Linked DNA regions of Homo sapiens: region 1 is linked to region 2. A link is an interaction called in ENCODE POLR2A ChIA-PET data of the cell type or tissue named here. Cell type or tissue: MCF 10A. All regions are shown on one strand. Links, peaks and the distances in the headings refer to the core of each region. The heading gives the core; the rest is flanking DNA. Region 1 has its middle 64 kb from the start of ZC3H15. Region 2 has its middle 140 kb from the start of ZC3H15.

Region 1 (2,828 bases), core at 166-2,665, 73 kb after region 2:
ACAAATTATAAAACAAAATAAGATACAGCTGAAACAACCAAATAGATATGAAAAAGAATTAATTAAATGCTTTCAAAGTTGAAATATAGTCATTGAAATAAAAAATGCAATCAAACTTAAAAATAAACTCAGACAAAGAGACAATTAGTAGTGGGGAATTCACCCAGAACTTGGAAAGATAATGAAAATAAAGAGCAAACAAGGAACAAGAAAAACAGATTTGAGAGTGACCTCAGGTGTGTTTAGTGAGAGGTTCAGAAAAAAAAAAAAAAAAACGGAAGGAATGGTGAAGAGGCAATGATTAAGAATATTCAAGAATTAAAAACTGAAACTCCCAGATCAAAAATTAAATTCAAATATGATGTTAAAAAATAGATGTATTATAGTGAAATTTCAGAACTTCCTGATAAAGAAAAACCTCAGAATAAGTTAAAGACTATCTACAAAGGAATGACAGTTCAGCTAAAAGCTGACTTATCCACAGCAATTATAGCTACCAGAAGTTTGTAAAGTAATATCAGCAAAACATTTTAGAAAAATAACTGAATGCTATACACATCATTCAAAGGTAAAGGCGAAATAAAGACATTTTCATATGCAAAAGAGTTTAATGGAGCGTATTATCTACAGACCTTCGCATACACATGTAATAAACACTGTTAAAAGAGTATGCACCTCATCCAGATCAATGATGAGCTCAGAGGGAAAAGCCTTTTAAATAAGGGGCTGGAATAAAACAACACTAAATACAGAAAACAATTTTTTAACAATAAGCTAACAAATTGTACCAACTACTGACTATAATATCAAATGACAGCTAATGATGGTTGTTTTTTAAAAATTGGAACTAAAATCTTGATAATAATAAAACCACAGAAACAAGTCTAAGTAAATCTATTAGTAATTCCAAAAATGTAAATGGATTAAAATACCTAAAAGAAGAAAAAAACTATTAGATTTGATTTTTAAGATACACCCAGCTATAGCCTAGTTACAAGTCTTAAATAAAACGAAGGTTGAAAATAATGGGATGATCAAAAATTATCAAGTAAAATATGAGGCAAAGGGTTTAACAAGGATAAATTATTAAAGGAACACAATAACATCAGCATAAAATAACATGAACTTGTATTTTTCTACATCAGACAGAATATTGTAGGCTATGCTACATAATAAGTTATACTGGCTTCACAAACAAAGGCTTTATTTCTCACTCACATGAAGTCCTAGCCAAATTTTATAACTCTGCAGACGAGCAGTTTTCCATGTGGTGACTCAGAAGTCCTGGCAGTTTCAAACTTGTGGCTCAATCATCTCAACATACAGTTCCTTGGTTGCCAACTGCCAACCAGTTGGCCAGAACTTGTCACATGGCATGACCCAACTGCTAGGGAGCTGACAGATGTGATGACGCACATGCTTATTCAGTAATATTAAATGTCTCTGTCACAGCAACTAACAAAATGTTAAAATTCATAATGTAAAACTGGACGATGATACAAAAAAAATTAACAGGAAACAATGATAATGAAAGCATTTTAATCTATTTCTAATAGAGGAGAAATCAAACAGAAATAAATGATATTATATGTTGCTTTTAGACATACATACATATAGCGAATTTCTGTTCTAAAAATGCACATAAATGCTAATCAACACCTTCATTACAGTGGGTTGCATCTCAGGAAGAATTAAGGAAAGCAGAATTAGAAAAGGCTATACAACAACTTTCAACATTACTTGTAATACCCTATTTCTTCATACTGGATACATGATACTATTTATACTATTCTTTACTACTTTCTATATATTTGAAATAGTTCATATTAATTTTTAAAAGAATAACAAATGGCTGCAATAGTTGTCTATGATGTAAGAAATTATCCCAAACGTCATAGCTTAAAACAATATACATTTATTATCGCACAGTTTCCGTGGGTCAGGAGTCAGGGCAAGGCTTAGTTGGATGGTCATTCTCACAAGGCTTCAAAGTGTTGGCCAGGCTGGGGTCTCATCTGAGGCTCAGGAACCTCTTCCAAAGTCACTTGATTGTTGACAGAATTTATTTCTTTGCACCTGTTGAATTCATGGTGACTTGCTTTTTCTTTTTTTTTTTTTTTGATTTTATTATTATTATACTGAAGGGTGACTTGCTTTTTCAAGGTCAGCAGGGGAATCTCTGACTTTAGTCAGCTAAATTGTGTATAAAGTAACAATCATTATCTTTGCCATATATTGTAGCCTAATCAAAAGAGTGACTATATCATATTCAAAAGTCCTTCTCACACTCAAGGGGAGATTATTCAGAGCATGTGTACCAGGAAGCAGGAATCTTAGGAGCCATCTAAAATTCTACCTACTATAGTCCCTTAGGAGTCTCATAATCTAGTGGAAGACATAGACATAAGCACAAAGGTTTAAAGCAATGTGAGATAAGCTATATTAGATATGTGTCTTCTTTTGGGTCCCCCAAAAGCTGACCTAGATAGAAGACCTTAGGTGCAGTTTATTTGATGTGATTCCAGGAAGTATATGTGAGATGGGGAATGGAGAAAGGCCAATATAAACAGTACGTTAACGAGCAGAGTACTGTGGGCACTGGGGCTAAATCCCACTGTGAACCCTCTGAGAACCATATGAAACATGCTTCATATTTATCTCACTGGTAGATGGAAAGCCTCAAGCATCTTATCCACTGACTCTGGTCCCCTGTTGGCTGAGGCTCTCTCTCACTCTTCTAGGTTGTCACTGTGCATGGTAAGTTTCTATGGTGCCAGATAAATCCTTCATACAGTGAGGCACAGAGGCACAGAGGCACAGATGCTTAA
Region 2 (2,828 bases), core at 90-2,589:
CTGGAACAAATATTGAGTTTAAAAACAATAATCCTTAAAATGAGGTGCAGATTTCACCATTTTTATTAATCCTTCTTTTATTTACAATTACAGTGCACTTTGGAAGCAATGCAACAACAGGAAGCAACATGCCCAACTTTTATCACTCACCAGGCAGGAAAGAACACCAGTTTCCAGACTAAACATTATTTTGAAATCACGTTATACTAAGATTGCCAGAAGAAGCTGTCACAGCTTTTCAGTAAAGAAACAAACACAAGACTCCTGTTGGGTATAATATGCAGTCCTGTAATCAGCAAAGAATTAAAAGAGTCCAATTCTAAGCTGGTATCTAAGACAAATAACAGTGGCTGCTAAACTCAGATAATTAATGGAACTTTTAAAGTGTTATTTTCTAAAGATGACTTAATGACATGTAATTTTCAATCATTTAAAATGGTTTATAACTAATTGTTTGTGTCAGTCTGCTGGCATCTCTAAAGTAATCTTAAAGTGGTTGCTAGCACATAGTGTTAATATCCAACAGTTTGGATAAACTCAGAATGAATATCATTACCACTAAGAAAAATTTACTCTGAGCATAGGTTAAAGAAATACAGTAGTTTGGACCTTAAAGACTATCTAGTCTGATAGTTTTTACCTAGTAGGAGAAATTTAGACACATGGATTCAATTTTCTGAGTAAGATAACATCTAACTAGAGAACTCTAACATAGTTTTCTCCACATAAAACATCTAGAATAGCAATACCCAATATTTTCACTGAAATAGTTATGAAAATACAGAATACATATAAAAACAACACTGCCAGTGCATAGCACACATCTATAATCCCAGCACTTTTAAAGGATCAGGTAGGCAGGTCCCTTGAGCTCAGGAGTTCAAGACCAGCCAAGGCAATATGGTGAAACCCTATCTCTACAGAAAATACGAAAATTAAGTGGGCATGGTGGTGCACACCTGTAGTCCCAGCTACTCAGGAGGCTAAGGTGGGAGGATCACTTGAACCCAGGAAGTCAAGGCTACAGTGACCCGAGATCATGTGACTACTTTCTAGCCTAGGCAAGAGAGTGAGACCCTATCTCAAAAAGCAAAAACAAAAACAATAAAAACAATAAAACTCTACATTGTAAAAACTTTTACTTAATAATCCTAATCAAAGCTTGACACATGCTTTATCATTGCTAACAAAGAAAACAAGCACAATGCATTGCACTAATAGTTGGCAGGAGATACTTTGTCCTCCTAGTTTTTCCCCTTGCTAAAGATCACAAGATTTTCACAGACTATAAAGTGAGGTTATTGTTTTATGAGACACTAGATTGCCTCCTTTACTTCAATTAGTATTTCATCTTCCTCAAATATTCAGAAATGGCCACCAATAGTGGAAACTGAAACAGGTTAACCACGAATTCAAAACATCTGCCCTAACTAACTTCCTGCTAGACACTGTAAATCGGGCCAAGGAGGCTTATCCTTTCTGCATCTGGAAACTTAAGAAACTACATATATCCAAGTGAACTGGGATCACAGCCAAATATGAATCATGATTCTGTTGGCAAAGTTGACTCTAGAGATATCTCATCTTATTCTATAACAAAGTAATTCTTTTAAGGGCTGCTAAGACCAAAAACTGTAGCAAGTTGATGAAAATGAAATAATATTTGAAGACCAAGAAGATAAGCATATTAGTGATTATGAGATATATCATTTCATAATATATATTTTTAAAAACTATTTGGTCTTTTTAATAGATTTTAAATCAAGACAAACCCTACGCAAGAAATGTAGAGACTTCTGCTTAAATATCATGGATTGAATACCCATATTTATATCCACTCACTTTTAAAATACCACTGAAATACAATAAAGAATTATTTAGATATAAATGTAAAACGACAAAATGAAATATAGGGAAGATAATAAAAAGATGAGAAATATAAAAAAAATTAGGAAAAATCTTACTGGAAAATTGATGGGTGGATAATAATTGAATTTTCAAAATACTATACAGAAAACTGATACCTTAATGTCTACAAAAAAAAGCCCAAGTGGATTATATGCAATGTATTTACAATTAAATGATATCAGACTTCTCAAAAGCAAAATTAGAAGCTAAAAAAGTGAAGAAATTCCTGAGAGGAAAGCATTTGTTTAACCATTAGTTCTATATCTAGCCAAAATATCAAATCAAATTCAAGGGTGGGATAAAAACCTTTCTAGACACAGAGTGTCTCAAAATAATTCTCTCTCATCCACATCCTCTCATCAATCTCCTGAAGAATGTGCTCCATTGAAATAAAATAATAAACTCAGAGAAATTGATGGGAGCAACATAATTAGGGAAAACATAAACAAAATCATCAGGACAAAGGAAATTCCCAAAACAACAGCACTTTATCAAGCTGAGAATGCAACACATCTAGAATTGATTAGGGGAAAAATATGGGGTGGATATCTGAAGAAAAAACACTTGGACTGACAGATCTCCTAAAGGCTTATATATTCTATAGAGTATTTAAAGAAAGATTAGTTCTATGTATGCAAAACAGCATAGAATACTAAAAAAAAGTAACTATTAAATCCAGGAAAAACAAAAAGTCACAATAGAAAGAAAATATAATCATATTACACATGCCACTGAAAAATATTTATGTAAAGAGAATGATATAAACAGTAAAAGTTAACTAGGAAAAGCAATATAACTGTTGATAAGATACAAGAGGAAATATGTGAACATGAGGGAAGCGATGGCAAGAGAGAGAAATCCTCATTTTTCATGGTAGAAAGTTAAGATAATGTCAAATTTAAAATCAATAAATTGTAATA

Evidence for each region. Peaks named below come from ENCODE experiments on the same cell type or tissue, not always from the same donor. Only the 100,000 strongest peaks of a DNase experiment are listed, where the experiment ranks them.
Region 1: POLR2A ChIA-PET joins it to region 2 with 17 read pairs; 1 of 35 experiments calls an interaction of 5 or more read pairs at or near these places.

What each region holds. Positions count from the first base shown.
Region 1 is chr2:186,421,111-186,423,938 of GRCh38, forward strand. No RefSeq gene overlaps it. Among named protein-coding and RNA genes, the nearest start is that of ZC3H15, 64 kb to the right of the region's middle. In MCF 10A, for the core only: no CTCF peak of the experiment used is centred there; a DNase peak (open chromatin) is centred at 1,321.
Region 2 is chr2:186,348,230-186,351,057 of GRCh38, forward strand. No RefSeq gene overlaps it. Among named protein-coding and RNA genes, the nearest start is that of ZC3H15, 140 kb to the right of the region's middle. In MCF 10A, for the core only: no CTCF peak of the experiment used is centred there; a DNase peak (open chromatin) is centred at 1,512.